2 separate regions of the Mus musculus genome follow, and region 1 is linked to region 2. The links are chromatin loops, found by intact Hi-C in ENCODE. Cell type or tissue: gastrocnemius. All regions are shown on one strand. Each heading gives the region's core, and the rest is flanking DNA. Links, peaks and the distances in the headings are about the cores only.

Region 1 (13,708 bases), core at 4,019-9,018, 120 kb after region 2:
TGAGCCATCTGCACTAGGCAGCCCTATTTCATCATATAGTTACAGTTCATGATATAGGAATGCAGACCACTGACTGCCAAAGACCCCCTAGCACCCACAAATGAAATTTTAGACTGTGTGATCCTTCTAGAGAATTCTCCTGTTCTCTACAAGAAGGCCTGTGTGTGTGCCTTTGCCTGAGGCCACCATTTTGGAGAATGGTTGACCCCCTGTATGCTGGTTGTTTCTGCAGAATAAACACTCGTTTTTGTATACTCTCTGAGTCCGAGATCTTCCTTCAGCGATTTTGGACCCTTATATCACTTCTCCTCCTCCTTCTCCTCCTCTCCCTCCTCCTCTTTCTCCTCCTCCTCCCCTTCCTCCTCTCTCCCTCCTCCTCCTCCCCTTCCTCCTCTTCACCCTCCTCCTCTCCTTCCTCCTCTTTCCCCTTCTCCTCCCCTTCCTCCTTTCCTCCTTCTCCTCCTCCCCCTTTTCCTCCCCCACCTCTTCCTTCTCCTCTCCTCTTCCTCTTCCCCCTCCCCTTCCCCTTCCCTCTCCCTCTCCCTCCTCCCTCTCCCCCCTCCTCCTCTTTGTGCCATTTGGACACGATGTATCTGAGGAATTTATCCAGCTCCTTATTTATGGGTGGGAAAGACAGGAAAGCTCAGAAGGTTCTGCAGTCAGTGCCACTGTGAAGCCACGGCTGAAACTGTCAGGAAGGTAGACTGCCCTCTGTCCAGGTTCTCGGTCTTATTAATAAAAGGATATACAGGCAGCCACAGTAGACCAGCATGTTAAAAGTCTTCATTAGGAGAGGAAGTGAAAATGTACAGTGTTGAAAGCAGCCCAGAAGAACTCAGGAGCCACCGACACTGGGCCGCTGTTTTATCGGTTAGGGAATGTCAGTCAAGGGTTGTTTCTGGGGTTGGAGTCACTCTACTGTTTCTTCCTTTGACATAAATTAGGTCTTGAGGTTGCCTCAGCCCAAAGCATGCATAAGTAACACAAGTGGACTCTAGATTCTGAAATTGTTCAATGGCTTCATTTTCTTCCATTTGACTTTCCCTTACCGTTTGAGTACAACCAATAGACAGGATATAGTGGTCATTTGTGGGGAGGGCATAGGGAGTGGGCAAGCCCGGAATTTTGTGCCTGGTAAAGAATTTCAAGTCTTGGGGAGTGTCTATGAGAATAGAATGCTTCCCTTTTGATTGGATGAAAGGGAATGACTATTAGTTTCATTAAGAGGGAAACAGGGAGGGGCGATTTAATAAGGGGCGTGGTCAATAAGGGGCATGCTCACTGTCCATCTCAACCCCTCACCTACCAACCCTTTCTAAAAGCCCTGCAGCCTGTCTTACTTGCCAGACCTTTGTTGTACTTTCTAAATACATTTATTTTAAACTGCTTTGAGTTATATTTTGATATACACAGTCAAACACGCTCTAAATGATTGGATCTGGGGTAGGTATGGCTGTTGGAGAAAGTATGTCACTTTGAAATTTCATGAGTACAAGCCAGGCTTTCTCTTCCTGTTTCTTGAGGACCCTGATGTGGAACTCTCAGCTACTTCTCCAGCACCATGTCTGCCTGCGCGACTCCATGCTCCCCACCATGACGACAATGAGACAATGAGCGAAACTCCTGAAACTGTGGGCAACCTCCAATTACATGTTTTCTTTTATAAGAGTTGCCTTGGTCATGGTGTCTCTTCCCAGCACTGGAACACTCTTTGAGTGTTGACAGTAGAGTGAAAAATGAGTTTTTCTAATATGCTTGTTCTTGAACTCACAGAACGTTTGCCTCAGCCAAATGATTCAAACTCCTTATTTCTTTTTTTTTAAATATTTTTTATTACATATTTTCCTCAATTACATTTCCAATGCTATCCCAAAAGTCCCCCATACCCTCCCCCCCCACTTCCCTACCCACCCATTCCCATTTTTTGGCCCTGGCGTTCCCCTGTACTGGGGCATATACAGTTTGCGTGTCCAATGGGCCTCTCTTTCCAGTGATGGTCGACTAGGCCATCTTTTGATACATATGCAGCTAGAGTCAAGAGCTCCGGGGTACTGGTTAGTTCATAATGTTGTTCCACCTATAGGGTTGCAGATCCCTTTAGCTCCTTGGGTACTTTCTCTAGCTCCTCCATTGGGGGCCCTGTGATCCATCCAATAGCTGACTGTGAGCATCCACTTCTGTGTTTGCTAGGCCCCGGCATAGTCTCACAAGAGACAGCTACATCTGGGTCCTTTCGATAAAATCTTGCTAGTGTATGCAATGGTGTCAGCGTTTGGAAGCTGATTCTGGGGTGGATCCCTGGATATGGCAGTCTCTACATGGTCCATCCTTTCATCTCAGCTCCAAACTTTGTCTCTGTAACTCCTTCCAAGGGTGTTTTGTTCCCAATTCTAAGGAAGGGCATAGTGTCCACACTTCAGTCTTCATTCTTCTTGAGTTTCATGTGTTTAGCAAATTGTATCTTATATCTTGGGTATCCTAGGTTTTGGGCTAATATCCACTTATCAGTGAGTACATATTGTGTGAGTTCCTTTGTGAATGTGTTACCTCACTCAGGATGATGCCCTCCAGGTCCATCCATTTGGCTAGGAATTTCATAAATTCATTCTTTTTAATAGCAAACTCCTTATTTCTAATGAATAGGTAAGAACCAGGAGGCAATATAACATTCCTGAGGTTGCAGAACAAGTTAGAGACATGACTAGAAAAACCGAAAGGTATAGAAAACTCCATTGAAGGCCATATGTACTACATTAACATCCAGCTACTAGTACAGGTTGTACTAGTGCGCGTTGCTACATCAGTTTCCTTTATGCTTAACCCAGAACTGGCAATCACAGCCCAGATTTGACAATAAGAAAAAAAGTAATAGATAACTGCTCAAGTTCTGTTTTCTTCACATTAGAAGGCCCCAGAGCAGAGCTGAACCTATGATTAACTCTTGGGCAAAGTCAGCCATCACACGATCTTACAAACTTGTAAACAACTCGCTATTGACAGGAAACTCTGCAGCTGGAGACTGGCTCTTTGTATGTGAGACTAAGTCAGATACAAAGACGCAACCATCTTTGCAGAGGATAGAACTCAAACCTCTGCTGCTCCTGCTGATTTGATTGTGCCATTACACAGCCTCCAGGGGAAAGTAAAACGGTTCACCGTCCAGTAGAATAAATTTAACTTGGTGCAGCAGGGGCAAGGGCAGAGGCAGGGGCGGGGTCGGGGGCGGGGTCGGGGGCGGGGTCGGGGGCAGGGGCAGGTATAGTACAAAGTGGAAAATGATAGGGATTTTTAGAGACAACTGTGGTTAGTTGAGTAAGAATGGCCCCCCATAGGCTCATATATTTGAATGCTTGGTCATCACAGAGTGGTATTACTTGAGAGAGATTAGGAAGTGTGGCCTTGTTGGGGTAGGTGTGGTTTTGTTGGAGGAAATGTGTCACTAGGGTGGGCTTTGCAGCTTCAGGAGTCCAAGCCAGGCCCAGAAGCTTGCAGATCTTGATGTAGGACTTTCAGCTACCTCTCCAGTACCATGTCTGCCTGCCTGATGCCAGGCTTCCTGTCATGATGATAATGGCCTAAGCTTCGGAAACTATCATCGATTCCTAATTAACTGCTTCCTTTTATAAGAGTTGCTGTGGTCTTGGTGTCTCTTCACAGCACTCAAACACCCACAAAAGGGGAATTGTTGAGGTTTGGTATGTTGCTGTGTATGGTAATGCTGAATTCTGTACCCAAAAGTCTAGTTGCCTGGGAATGAATTCTCACATTAATCAGCTTTTGTTGTGCAAACTTTGTTCCTTAATTTAAAACTGTTGATTAGATTAAAATGGTTACAGCCAATTACTGGAGGTGCTAGAGGTAGGTGGGTTTGAAGTTACCTGGTTGGGAGAAAAAGGAGTCAGAGGGAGGGGACTACCATGAGAGGAGATGGACCTTGAGAAGCTGGAAGTATTTGGGGTACACCATTGGGAAGGTAGCCAGGCCAGCAGCTAGAAAAGTAGATTAGGGGTTACCCCCTCCCCCTGTAATTGTCAAAGCTTAATAAGATAACCATAGTTTGAGTCTTATTCATTCATAAGCTAGATTTGGATAAGTTTAATTTGGTTCAACTACACACTCCCCCATCCTTTAACACGTAGGATCCCAAGAGAGTTTAACTCACAGGATATGGCAATGTGGTGCTTGTAAAATACACAACGTATATTTGTATTTACATTACAGTTGTCCCAGGATGGCCATGGCATATAGTTCAGTGGAAAATATATCTGAGATCACTTCACACATAGTAAATCTTTTGGAAAAAAATGTGATATCATTATTAAATTATGCATTCCAATTATTATCCCATGTTTCCCAACACCCCTGTAGCTCAGCAGATTTCAATGTGGTGTTTATGGGATTCGTTGACTATAAACGTTCAGTGTGCACAGTTTGGCTGATTCTATTCAGTGTCTCTGGGGTGGGTGTGAGAATGTAAGGTTGTCATGGTTTTTCTGCCCTCCGCCCCTACATGTAATTTTGATAGATGGAATGGTCCCCCCCCACCCCCTCCCCCACACTGGGGTTGATTTAAAAGAGTCCTAGAGAGGCAGATGCACTTGGAGAATAAGATACTCTGTGCTTCTGCTCCCTAGCAGACAGCAGTGTGGTCTGCATGCTTTGGGGGGTGCCATGTGTCTGCACAGCTGACAGGGATGCTGGGAGGAGCCAGAAGCTCTGTCTCCGCGGACGGACGTTGGCTACCGTTTTTTATCCTGAGTTTAGCGGATACTTTCTCTTGACTGTACGTACCGACCAGCAAAGCCTTGCTACTAACCCAGCATGTTATCCTTCTACCAGAATTTGATTTTATTTGAAGAAGTCATCTGAGCCAACCCACCCGACAAACACTATTAAAAACGAGGTTGTTTGGTAACACGTGGCCACCGGGCTGCTATTGCTTTCTACCAATCACAGGCCTGATATTTCTGAGAGATATTTACCATCTGTCCTATGCTGGTAGAGGGTAAGTCTGTTTGGCCCATGCCACCTCTCTGCGGGAGAGTGTAATATCAAACGGTCGCCACTTGGAGAGGCTGACAGGAAGTGCAAACATTCGCTCTCCTTCTTCCTTTTTCTGTTCCTCGGGTAGCCTTAGGTGACTCAGAGGTCACTGTATCTAAAGCATTTTATTTTTCTCTCTCTCTCCACCTCTATCATTAAGAAAAACAAAACAGAACTCTGTTTTAACATCTTGTTTCTGGAAAAGATCTTGTTGCTTGCTTCAAAGAGAAACTGGTGTTGGTGATACGATTCTTCCATATTTTCCTTTGTTCCACCCCTGAACTGCCTGTTAAGTTAACTGTGAGGGTACGGCTGAGTCTTTTTCAATGAAGACAATCCTCGAGGTCACTTTGTATTTCCTTTTGCTTCCCAGACTTTCTAGCTTGACAAAATTTATGGGCACCAGTGTACCCATGTGTATGCGTACCCATGTGTATGTGTACCTCAGCAGGTAAGGACTCTTGCAGTCAAACCTGACAACTTGAATTTACTCTTCAACCCTCATACTGGAAGAACTGGTATAAGATGAGTTTTGATCCCTGTATGTACACACACACACACACACACACACACTCACACACACACTTATACATGCTCACTCACATACAAGTGCACACTAATGAATGCACATATGTGCACACACATGTGCACACCACATGCATGCACGCTAAGTACGTAAGTGTAATTAAAAATAAAACATGTAATTGAGTGTCTATGTGTGTATGTTTGTGTGTGTGTTGCAGCAGTTCTATATTTTCAGATTATGTTGTAATGATTTTTACATATTATTCACATTTCTTTTCCTATTTCTAAGTCTCCCAGGGCCTCTCTCAAGATTTAAGGGTTACGAAGTGATGTTGAAGGGTTGCATTCAGATGGCATTGTATTCTCCAGTCAGATTTGAAAGAGTCACAGTCATTCTTATTCTGCCCTCTGCTGGTGGAGATGGGACACAACAGCTTCCTTTCAGCCTTGTCCACACTATAGAAAATACTGATTTAAAAAAAAAAAAAAATACCCTACCACACACTGAGCAGCTTGCCAGGCACCATGCTGGGCACAGGATCATTTCATTCTCCCAATATTCCATCCCACAATTCTAAAAGACATGGAGTGAAAATGCTATAATCTGGACCACAAAGGCAAGGCTCAGGTTCAATACTGTTCACATCTAAGAAGGCATGCACTGTCTCAGACTCAGCATCTGCAAGACTTAAACCTGTTCAAGAGAACTCTGCACTGGGTTTCATAGCGATGTTGAAGCATGGGTGATGGTGTGTGCAGCGACCATGATCCTGAAACTACTGCCTGCTCACCTAACTCAAGTTTATTGGTGGTACATTCTTTTGCTTCCTGTCTTTCATATGACTCACCACAATTTTCCTGGTGGAAAGGGGGCTTTGCCGTCTTCTGGCATCTCAATGAGCTATCACTAGAGGCCTCGTCCATTCTGTTTGCCTCGACTCACAGGAATTTGGTGCCAGGGCTACAGGCTAGAGGCCTTAGCATCCTTACGAAAGGCATTATCATCAGCTGAAGGGTTTGCAAGGAAGGAAACAAATGGTGCTGGGTAGTTGTGGAGATGACAGAAATGCTCTCAATTGCTTCAGAATCTCACGGAAAAAAAACCTAATGGCTCAATTAAACAAGTTATACAGTGTTGGTGGGAAACCTTAACATAATGCTAATCTTAATAAAACGCCACTGAGTTTTTAAGTCATTCTAGTGTTTTTAGAAGGGAGCTCTGTGGTCTGTGCTGAGGAGGTAGCAGGAGAGAGAGTCGTGGGGAGGGAGAGAGGCAGGCAAAGCTTTGATTGAGAGAGATTCAGTGCAGCAGTAATGGTGACTTCAACGTTGGAAGCAACCTAAGTACAAGAAGGCAATTACGTCAATAAATTACACTACTTCGATTTTAAAAGAACTACAATATTGGGGGCTGGAGAGATAGCTCAGGGGTTAAGAGCACTGTCTGTTTTTCCAGAGGTCCTGAGTTCAATCCCCGACAACGACATGGTAGCTCACAACCATCTGTAATGGGATCTGGTGTTCTCTTCTGGGGTGTCTGAAGACAGGTACAGTGTACTCACAAACATAAAATAAATACAGAAATCTAAAAAGGGGGCGTTCCTTTTAAGAAAAAAGGACTACAATATTTCCAGTAGAAATGCTGCAGACTGACTGTAGAGTTTATTGTCTAAGCAGGTGCCGAGCATAAACACACTCCTAGGTCCAATCTCCCAAATCACCACTACCACCATCATCACCAAAACAGAGAACTAGCCCCTGCCTCCCCAAAATACCACCACCCACAAGACATTAGTGTTGGAGATGACTTGAGAAAATCATCCTAATACAACAATGGACGAATAAGAAATCTAAAACCAAACACAGTTGCACATCCTTTCTGTCTGTCTTTCTCTGTGTGTAGTCAGATAGACATTTGGACTGCATTATTAACACAGCGTCCCCTTGATGCTACACTAGCAAATCAAACAGACCTGCCATGTCATTGCAGAGCTAAGTCTTGACTCAATTACTACATCTGAGCAGGAACGAGTTAAACTTAAATGTCTCCAGTACAGTTAGAAACTACCTAGCAATCACCTTTTCTTTTGAGCTGATTGTAGACTGTTTATCTTAACAATAAGAAGGTTTCAGTGGCCACCAGGAAAATGAATCTAGCAATTATGGTTGGGGATGTGTAGTGGCTATTCCTGGTTGTCAACTTGACAATATTTGGAATGAACTACAATCCGGAATTGGAAGGCTCACCAGTGACCCTTATCTGGAGTCTTGGAGATCCTTATCTGGATCTTGGTTTGAAGATCTTGAGCCATAGTGGCTATGGATTCCAGAAGATTGAATCTCCGAGTTTAAGGAACACACCTTTAATCTGGGCTACACCTTTCATCTGGGATTAAAGGTGTGGCGGAACACACCTTTAATCTGGGCTACACCTTCTGCTGGAGACAATATAAGGACATTGGAAGAAGGGAGTCTAGCTCTTGCTCTTGCTCCTTCGCCTGCTTGCTGCGTGAGACTGAGTAACTGCTAGATCCTTGGACTTCCATTCACAGCTGCGACTGAACCATTGTTGGGAATTGGGCTGCCGGCTGTAAGTCATCAATAAATTCCTTTACTAACTAGAGACTATCCATAAGTTCTGTGACTCTAGAGAACCCTGACTAATACAGGATGTATCATGGTTTGAAAATGTTTTGCCCAGTGAGTGGCACTATTTGGAGGTGTAGCCTTGTTGGAGTAGGTGTGTCACTGTGGGTGTGGGATTTAAGACCCTCGTCCTAGCTGCCTGGAAGTCAGACTTCCACTGGCAACCTTCAGATGAAGATGTAGAACTCTCAGCTCCTACTGTACCATGCCTGCCTGGATGCTGCCATGCTTTCACCTTGATCATGATGGACTGAACCTCTGAACCTGTAAGCCAGCCCCAATTAAATGTTGTCCTTTATAAGACTTGTGTTGGTCATGGTGTTTGTTCACAGCAGTAAAACTTTAAGATAGGATGCACCTCTAGTTTAGTGCAGTCAAATCAGTCTTTCCCAGCTTTTCTTCCTTTGCTTTATCAAAACTCTAACCCTAACCCTAACCCTGGTTCTACACATACCATCTGCACTATGTCATCCTAAGAGGAGTTAAATATCCTTTCACTCACATGTCACAATACAATTTGAGTATCCTTATTCCAAATACTTGAGACTGGAAGCAGGTTGGTTATTTATTTATTTATTTATTTATTTATTAATTTATTTATTTGGACCAATAGGGTGCAAAGGTATTTGTATCATCTAAGCAGGAAAATGACATGCCTAGGTGTTTTGACACAAACACTAACATGACCACCTGTGTTTTCACAGCGATCTGTAGATAAGGTCACGTGTCCTGTTTTCTACTCATGGTATCTTGCTAACCCAAGAAGTTTCACATGATGGACATTTTGATTTAGAAGTGCTCAATCTATATTTTAGTTGTTATACATTAAAACAAATAAACCTGTCAACTAAAATGTGTCTGAGAAGTAAAAGGTAGATAACTGATAAATTTATGCCCAAAGTTAATAATGGTTGAAACCAACAAACCCTTGGCAGCTCACTTTTTCTTCGTCCCAGGAATCTGGAGTGTCTTATCTGGGAAGCTCAGATTCCTCCAGCCAGGATGCAGAATGGCTGCAGACATAGGATGGACTGAGCAAGCCAGTAGGATCTGTTTCTGAGGTGCTCATGCCTGTTGGCAGGAGGCCATGGGACTCTTAACTCTTCAACGCACTCAGGAGCTAGTTTTCCTCAGTGAATGACCTGAAGGGAGCAAACCAGGAGCTTCCGGTGACTTAGTCTATAAAGGCCATGTCTGCTCCACTCTCTCTTCATTTGTTTGTAAAGGTGACTGTGTAGCCTACAGCTTCATCTCCACTTCTCAGAGACAAGAATGTTGAAAGACAACTTAATATATTTTAAAATTTTCCATAGTGATGTGATCACGACAATAAACATATTAAAATCTAAGACAAATTAAGTGGCATTGTCCCTATCAGTTTAGTTCCGGAGAAGCCACGAAATTGTGTGAAATAGCTTTCCGAATACCATTGCACTCTTTCAACTATATATATATATCCTTTAAGACTGAACCTCTTTTAGAGAAATTCGCTTTTTAGCTTGAATTACTTAAAAAGAATGTTACAGTGTTTTCAAAATTACTATTGAGTTTCAGACACATCATATATGGATAAAGCCAGCCAACATCTAAACATCTCTGGCTAGAAACGTCAACAAAATGCCTTATTTAGGGACTAGAAAGGAAAGGATGTGGTGGCGGCGGGGGAGGGGGGATGACAGACAAAAGCATATACAATGTTTCCTGATATGACACTTTGGGGGTTCTCACTGCTGCACATGAACTTTATAAGAAAAAAACAGCTTTCCCATAAATACTGAAAAGGCATCTTCAGTTAAGACTATCACCCCAGTGTATTAGATATTTTATGTTGCTGTGGTAAAATGCCATGCCCAAAATCAACGAAAAGAAATGAGGGTCTATTTTAGCTTAGGATTTCAGAGCATGGATGCAGGATAAGGCATGACACTAGGCGGGGCAACCATGAAGGCAGGAGCTGGCACTTCTATTAATGCACAGGAATCTGAATTAGAGAGAACAGGAGATGGGACAAGCCCATAAGACCTAAGCTCTGCACTCAGTGAGAGACTTTCTCCAAGAAGAATACGCCTCCTCAAGGTCCTCCCCAAACAGCGCCACCACCTGGGCACCAAGTGTACAACTACAGGAGGCTCTGGAGCCATTTCTCAGTCAAACCACCACTCTCAAGAAACCTTGAGGGCACATTGTCCAACTTCTGGTGTCTCTGAGGCAAAGTGATTTCTTCCTTCCTTTCTGCAGTCAGAAGCCTCTGTGTAACAACCATAGAAAAGAGGGTTCCGGGGCCCTGTTGAAGGGGCCCTGCTTGGGTTTCAGGCACTGAACCACATCATGTCTTCACACCAACTCACTCGGTTATTCCCCTAGCGCTGTAAGTGAGAAATTACTGTCCACGCTTTTATTCTGTTCTGCAAAGAATCAGGATGCGATTCAATCGGTTTCCTTGACAAGCATTTGTGGTGCAAATTTCTTTTCCGAGGTCAGGCCTAGGCACCGGTTGTCTGAAGTCCGCATACCGAGCCACTGTATCCATGACTCTCATACCTTTCATAAGAAGAAATAGCTAAAATACTTACTCGCATGGCATATTTACTACCTGGAGTTCTCACTATGGAAGACACAGGGCTCTGCAATTTACCCAACTCCAGATGATTCTAAAATAAATGTTCTTGGCCACACTGAGAAATCTTCCTTAGGTCCCCGCTCTCATTTCCAACAAAGAAGAGCAATTGTCCTTGCTGTGCTAAGTCAGGCTTCGTCCTCAGTTCTTTTCTCCTTACCCAACTGGCATAAGTCAGTTTCCTAAAATCTAGGGTTTACATGCCCCAAGTCCAGAATAACTAGGTGTCTTTTGTCTAGATTTTCACCTTCCTCCCTTTATTTTGAAAATGTAGTACTCTGAATGAAATATAGACAATGAAATATAGATACGTTTGTTGCATCTAAATACATCCATTTTTTTAGTTTTAAAATTATTGTTGTTTACTGTTTTATTTCTTGCGAGTGTGCAAGGTGGGTGGAGAACATGTATGTGCTCTGGTATGCAAGTTGTTGCTCTCTTTATGAGTTAGAGGACAACTTATGGACTCTTCTTCCACATTTACATGGATTTCAGGTCCTCAGACTCATGCTTTATCTAATGAGTTGTCTCCAGCCCGGCCCAGTGTCCTATACACCCAGTCATATATTGCTTTGTATAGGTAATGAGGCACGAGGTATTCCTAGTTTTAGGAAATGCTAGCTAGGAAGTCATTATCATAATAGATAATAGCTATGTATCACTGAACAATGAATGGCTCTACAATTTATCAGGTTTTAAAAGGCATGCTTTATTTCAGTTTCTCTAGGCTAGGATTCTAGTTGTGACTTTGTTAAAGATTTCAGGCTTAGGGTCTCTTAACATGGATACAATCAGGATATGGGCTGCATCTGCAGTTATCACCAAAATTCCACTCCATAAAGATTTACTTATAAACCCATTCATTTGATGGTGGTCATGTGTAAAGAGATCTCCTTCGTAGACCTCATGTCTCCCTGTCCGATTGGCCACTGGCTTTACCAGCCTGAGTGTTGAGGAAAGGAGAGAGAGTTCCCACGATGCATGCTGCTATCTTGGCATGATTTAATCATGAGAGCGACATCATTTTTCCCTCAACATAATATTTTTATTAATTATTTGGGAATACCACACAATGCACCATGATCATACCCACTTTCCATTCTTTCCAGGTCCACCGTTTCACCCTTGTTCCCCCTCAAAAACCAAACCAAACCCAACCCACCAAGTCCAATTTGTGTTTCCCATGTACTCGTTGCTCTCTATGGGAGGAGTTCACTCTGCACTCACTCACGACCACTTGAGGTGTGTGGTATGTGTGATGGTAAGGCCTTCAGAGATGTTTCCTGTAAAATGTTGCCTCACATGACAAATGCGATTCAGATATGAATCTCAAACTATAGTAAAATAAGTCAGGAGATTATTTTAGATTCTTAAGAAAATGCATGAGTTCTTAAAGGCGGCAGAAGTCAGAAGTGAAATGCAGACAGTGTGGGACTTAAGGGGAAAGCTGTGAGGGTCCAAGCGTGGTGCTGCCTCAGACTCTGACATCTCAGGACCCAAGACCTGGAGAGAGGCCCGTAGGGATGTGCGGAGTGTGAGCAAGGGTACAGAGATTCTGTAGGAGTGAAGACTGGTCCCTGTCTGACAGGAAGCAGAGAGTTGGAACACACTATTCATTCCACAAGAAACTAAAATCCTCCTACAACTAGTATTTATCTATCGATTTGTTCGATTGATTGTGTATGCACACACAACAAATAAGCCATTTTAAATATCTTAAAAATATGCTATGTTTTCTGTTATATATTTACAGCAATGCAAAACCAAGACCTGATAAGATTTTAAAAACTACTTCTCATACCTAGAGACTCTGATATAGTTGATCCAAAAGATTTTAAAAACTACTTCTCATACCTAGAGACTCTGATATAGTTGATCCAAGTAGATGGAGGGAGTCAAGTTTAGAATGATCCAGGTTGGGTCATTATTGTCCCTACAGTGGCCAAGCTGACCAGCGGCTAAGCTTCCTACCTATGGAAGGAGACTATAAAAATGGCGAAGCATCAGCATACATGTCTGACACGGGAACAATTTCAAACTCTACTCCCCACCAAGTAAGCAGATGAAAGAAATTATAGGCTATGAGTCCCCAGAAGAAATGATGGGAGATGCCATTTAACTGTGCCTGGTTTTAGCTGTCAGATCATGGAGTGACTTTGAGATGGTCATAATCTTAAACAATTTACATTTTAAATCCAAAGTTAGCATTCTTTGGACTAAAATCATTTTATTTATAGCCTTGACCTGAAGATCAAATGGAAATGAGGGATCGTGAATCTCAATGAACTGTTACCCTTTTTAATATCACAATGTCCTTGGAAAAGTCTCTTCCTAGCCCAACAGGACTAGAAAATAAAAACCCACCTAGACCTGTACTATTTAAGTTGTATGGCCTCTGCAGTATTTCCTTGTGCACTCAATTTGTCTGTCATATAAGATAAACACGTCCAGTCATTAGAGAAATGCAAATGTTTTTTTACAGAGCATCAGTGATCTTGGGAGAGTATTATACATGGAAGTGTGGTGAAGAAATATGGAAAGATGCCCCAAGAAACCAGAGAGAAGAGGAGAAATATTCTAAATATCTTCTTCATATTTTATTCAGCTTTTTCATATACAAAGATCTTAAGGGTATTTTAATTGAAACTGTGTCAGTTCTGTGATTTGAATCCTTGGCACCCAAATCTAAGGCGTATTTTTAAAAGGCATCCCTCCATCCTCTAAAATATTCATTCATTCATTCATTCATTCATTCATGCATGCATGCATGCATGCATGCATATATTCATTCATTCATTCATCCATTCATGCATGCATGCATGCATATATTCATTCATTCATGCATGCATGCATGCATGCATATATTCATTCATTCAT
Region 2 (5,000 bases), core at 1-5,000:
CATGCCGGGTTTAAATTATAAACCATCTCCTCGGAGCCTTCCAGGATGCCTCTGTGTCCTCCCTCGTGGCCTCATTCTGCATGGTGGATTCTGCCTCAAGTCTTCTTTAGTTATTAAAATTGGACACTGTGTTTAATTGATACATAAAACCAAAAAAAAAACTGTACGTACTAATAGGATACCATCATGTGATATTACAAAACATGCCTACTTAATGAAACCCTTAAATCAAGTGAAATACACCTCTTTTGCACTTCCTTGTGGTGAAAACACGTCTTGTCTTCTAGGTTTCTGAAATACATGGCATACTCTGTAGGGTACACCAGAACTCCTGCTGCTGTCCATCAGCCAATCTTCCCTGATCTTCCACCCCCCTCTCTTTCTCCAGCCTTTGCATGACCCGCATTGATGTCTTCCCAGTTGATAGACAGGTTGTGCACACACTTCTTGAACAGCACTGCAATTGTCTCTTTCTAGGTCGTTGCGTCCCGTCTCAGTTCTCAACCTGGGGAGCTTTCCTGACTTTAATGTTTGGCCTCTTCTCATTTGTTTATTTGTTTGTTTACTTGTTTACTTACTTGGTCTGCCGCTTTATTGCTTCTCCGCTCCTAGGTAGCTACTGAACAGTCATCTGTGGAGATAGTAAGTGAATGTCTATTAAAAATTACTTGTATCTAGTGCGGGGAGTCTGTTACTTTTGGAGGAGTGCTCTATGAAACTTCAGTGCTGTGGGCTGTTGCTACTTGCTGGTCATAAGAAGGGTTCAGTAGTAAAGTTAGTTTGGGAAATGTTAAATAAAAGGTAAATATAAACCAGGTTACATAGTATAGCTCTTATACCATACATAGTACATCTTTCGACTATGTTAATGTATATAACCTTCATAAATGCTTCGCTTTGTGTCTAAAATGACAATTTCACAGTGGACATCATCTGAAGGTGTTTTACAAGATAGATGTTCTTTACATTGCATTCTGGGAAATTCTGCCTTAGACCCAAACCCGTCTTACGAGAGGGGAATGTTCATGTGCTAAAAATGGGAGGCAGATTCTCCCCGACTAGAAAGAGAACAGACCGGTGAGTAGGGACAAAACTTCCCAAGAGTGGCCAGACTCGGAAAGCACACGGCTTCTGAGAATGGTTGGGTTTGGCCAGCAGATCTAGAACATGGACTAGAGTCAGCACCCAGTGAGCATCGTCTGTCTTTTCGATGCGGAGCGAGAGCATCCTCTTAGGCGTTGGTTTTTGCTAATTAGTTGTAACAGTTCGGCGTTTGCTCTGATGGAGTCTGTAGCACATCCTTTGCATAAAATCATGCCATGTGCCACCGGTGACAGGCTGACCTCCTCCGTTCACACGTAGAAGCAAAGACGCCTCCCTTCATGTGGCCTTTGGCCAGTTGCATTGATTATTCCTCAGTGAAGCCAGTGTCATGCTAGGGATAGCCGTGATGATGGTGATTTCAGCTAAGCTGACAAAATAGCTTTGGATGTACACAGCTGCCTATATGAATCCAAGCTGTATCAATGAATGGAGAACGCTGTGTGAATTTGTCACTTCTCTTGCTGCAGTAAAACACCATGACCAAGGCAACCGGTAGAAGGAAGGCTTTGTTTGACTCGGTGTTCCATTATGGCAGAAGAGACGTGTTGTGGCTAAGGGCAGGAAAACTGAGGGCTCCTATCTGGAACCGCAAGCAGGAAGCAGAGAGAGGCCAGGAAGAGTTGTGTGGCTTTTAAACCTCAAGCCTGCTCCTAGGATAGACTTCCTTCAGCAAGGCCATACCTCTAAACAAGCTCAGACAGCCCAAACTCCACCACCCATGGGGACCAAGTATTCAGAAATCTGTGCCTATGCGTGATATTCTCGTTTCTCATTCAAACCACCACATATGTTAATGTGTCTTAGTCAATCCACTTAGCCAAGAAATGAAAATACAAACATCAACTTAGGTTCCTGTTAATTTGGTTCCAGGAACTCCTCAACAGACATAGTACGTACGGTGTCAGACTCTTTCTAAATAAGTGTTTCGGGTATTTATTTGCTGTTTTAAATAAAGTCATTTTGGGGGAAAAAAATCAGGTCATGGTTTAGTCTTGGATGTTTCAGAGGATGACTTAGGTCTTAAAGGTCAGTCTTAAATGTTTATGATACTCTCAAGAGCAGATACCACTTATGAAATGGTACATTTGATCTCTCTGGGCCTCTGCCTTGTCATGTTTTGGTTTAGTCTCGTTCCCTATTCAAACCCTCCCATTTTGTCTGTGATGCCAGTCTGGGCCTCAGAGCTGGTTAAGTCAAATTCATGTGGTTTATCACTAGGGGGCGCCAAATACAAATAGATTCAGTGGATCTACTAGCGGTCAGGTTTTCTTAATAGAGTTTCTCAGGAAAGAGTTTTTATCATGTGAAAGTAAATTCTAAATTATATAATTTAAAGGATTGATTATAAACGAATTCTGGGTTGTTATTGACACCCCCTAAAACTATCTCAAGGCACTTGAAAAACAAACAGAGGCTCCCTAGTTTGTGATAGCTATTTGAATTTAGCGTCTGAATTTCAGTTATGCCTCAGAATTCTGTATGGAGGAATTAATAATCACATTTTCATCTGTCAATATAATCTAAGCGTTAACAGTATATGTAAGCACCTACTTAATATTGACTTTATTCCTGGCTACTACACATCTCCCTCTGTGTCTTTCATTTTTATGTAGAAGGGTATAAAACGAATATGATTGGTTATATAGGATCAGATGTTTTCAGTTTCCTGAGTGCTGTGTGATAAACTACTGCTGCTAAGACGACCTCCCTGAGTCTGAGGTGCTGTGAGAGCCAGTCCCGTGGGACACGCCCACACGTACGTACACCTCCCCCAGCCCTTCCCTGCCCTACTGAATGCTGTCCCATTTTAAGTCAGCCTTCGACTCTTCCATATACGATCGATCGTCCTCCGTCGACACACAGGCAGTACTGCCTGCTGTGTGCAGTGCTATGAGGTACTTTACTCTCTGTCACTTGAGAGTACTGTGAAGCCACACTGTCTGATTTCAGATCCCAGCCCTGTCTGTGGCTTCCTGACTGTGTGACAGCTATTCTCTTTACAGCCCAGGTGTGTTGTTCATTGATTACCTTTTCATGGCCCTATCTCAAAAGGTGTTTCCTATCTTGTGGTGTGAGGTCGGGGGTGTTGGGGTGTGTTGCGATCAGGTGTTCCCGGGCTGTGAGCCTCTGAAAACTCCCCTGGTTAGTAACTGAAATGTGTGCAGATTTTCCTGGGGCTGCTCTCTGTTCCCTCTGTCCCTCTCCTCTTCCACAAAGTCCACATGACTTCCTCAGACTCTCCTTCATATCGGCACTGTGGCACGTTCAAGCAGCAAGGTGAAATGTGTAAGGCCTCCCGTGATCTGGATGCCACAGTCAGAGAGTCATTTGATCACAAAGGCCAGCTCAGTGTCACTGTAGAATGTTACAGCTTGCTAGGGTATTTCTATGCAGATTAAATTGCTGCAGTGGGCACCCTAGAAGTTCGGACTGTATGCTAAAGTGAGGCTTCTTAAACTTAACCCACTTGTGACCTGTGACTGAGAAATCTTCACGTGACCCTAAACATATGGGTCTATAAAATAAATGTATTAACCTAAAATTTACTGATAATAATCACAAAGAGCTGCATTGTAAAATGATTTCTTGGTGTGCCTAACAGGTTTTCCCTAACTTATTAAAGAATAAAATAAATCTGCACGCTGGTGGATGGATCTGATTGTTTGATTTTTTATGCAGAGTCAAGTTGTGGCTGTTTGATACTGTAGGATGCACAGTCGCTTCAGTGTGATTTGGAGTTGATCAGCCGTTTAGTTTTGTAATCCTCAATACTAACAGCAACACCCCTTTGCATAATAAATACACAGAGTACAACGTGGCAGAAATGTGGTTAGGGGCAATTGAAAAAAGGAAATCGTGTTTTAATCTCAATCACACAAAATGTGTCGCAAGGCTTAAAAAGCAGGACCACTCAAGGCAGCAACTCAAATAGTAGTTTCTAAATCACTAGCAATACAACCCAAAGCTACTCAATTTGATAGTTAACTTGGCCAAGAATGGCAGAAAAATATAAAGTGTGTTTCGTGTAATTGGATTCACTGTGTGCAGAGTAAAAGCCTGGCAATTAATAACATATAACCTGATTTGAGCCAAATTTGTTCCAGCATTGCTCTGTGGTGTTACCTCACAGTGCAGAGCATGCATACCGTGCAGTCTTAGCCAGGGTCCTATGAAGTCACATTATATACAACCCAGGTGACACCAGACGCCTCAGATTCATCGTGCACTTGATTTTGATTTTCTATTGTTGTGTGTTCAGAAACGTTGTACTGTTGCAAAACTTTGTGACCTTGCATTCAGTCTCATGTGGGGTTCTGACGCACAGTTGCAGAAGCTGGGTACTAAAGGCGTTCAAGTTCAAGTTGAAATCCATATCCTGAGTATCAGCGTGCAGTGGGGAAAACCATTTTCCCACCCAGGTCTCACTGTGCGTGGAAGTGGGGGATAGGGGCGTTGACACCGAAGCTGCTCTCCGCCTCTGTGATGATTCGGATTAACGTGTTGAGAGTGGAGACAGGAAGGAACAGACCAGATTAAATGGTATCTTACAGAAGACAGGACTGGTCACAATGTTTCGAAGAAGAGGAGTAGGCTGGTGGAAGGGAACACCCTAGGGTTACTCAAGGATTCGCTTGGATGATTTATGTTAAACACCTGATAGCTTGTGACTCACACGAGATACCCACTGAATGGACAGAAAGAGTCACAGATTTCATCTGAGGCACTGGAAGAAACACGGGCCCAGTGACTGCAGTTGGAGTAGTTATACGGACTACTTTAAATAGAAAAACGGTTCACGGTTTTGAAGAAGTTCCAGGTGACGTTAGGGCAGGACATTTGAAATGGGAGAGTATGGTGAGTTTGGAAACGTGGTACCGAAGTTCAGGCGAGAAGTC

Evidence for each region. Peaks named below come from ENCODE experiments on the same cell type or tissue, not always from the same donor. Only the 100,000 strongest peaks of a DNase experiment are listed, where the experiment ranks them.
Region 1: it touches region 2 in a loop (5-fold over the local background); 12 of 42 quality-filtered maps call a loop at or near these places.

What each region holds. Positions count from the first base shown.
Region 1 is chr13:110,034,307-110,048,014 of GRCm38, forward strand. No RefSeq gene overlaps it. Among named protein-coding and RNA genes, the nearest start is that of Gm32881, 35 kb to the left of the region's middle. In gastrocnemius, for the core only: a CTCF peak has its summit at 5,980 (motif pointing left); a DNase peak (open chromatin) is centred at 6,000.
Region 2 is chr13:109,920,126-109,925,125 of GRCm38, forward strand. The region is part of intron 8 of Pde4d (phosphodiesterase 4D, cAMP specific); the gene reads left to right. Among named protein-coding and RNA genes, the nearest start is that of Mir1904, 19 kb to the left of the region's middle. In gastrocnemius, for the core only: a CTCF peak has its summit at 2,312 (motif pointing right); DNase peaks (open chromatin) are centred at 2,312 and 2,867; H3K4me3 peaks cover 2,022 bases; H3K27ac peaks cover 5,000 bases.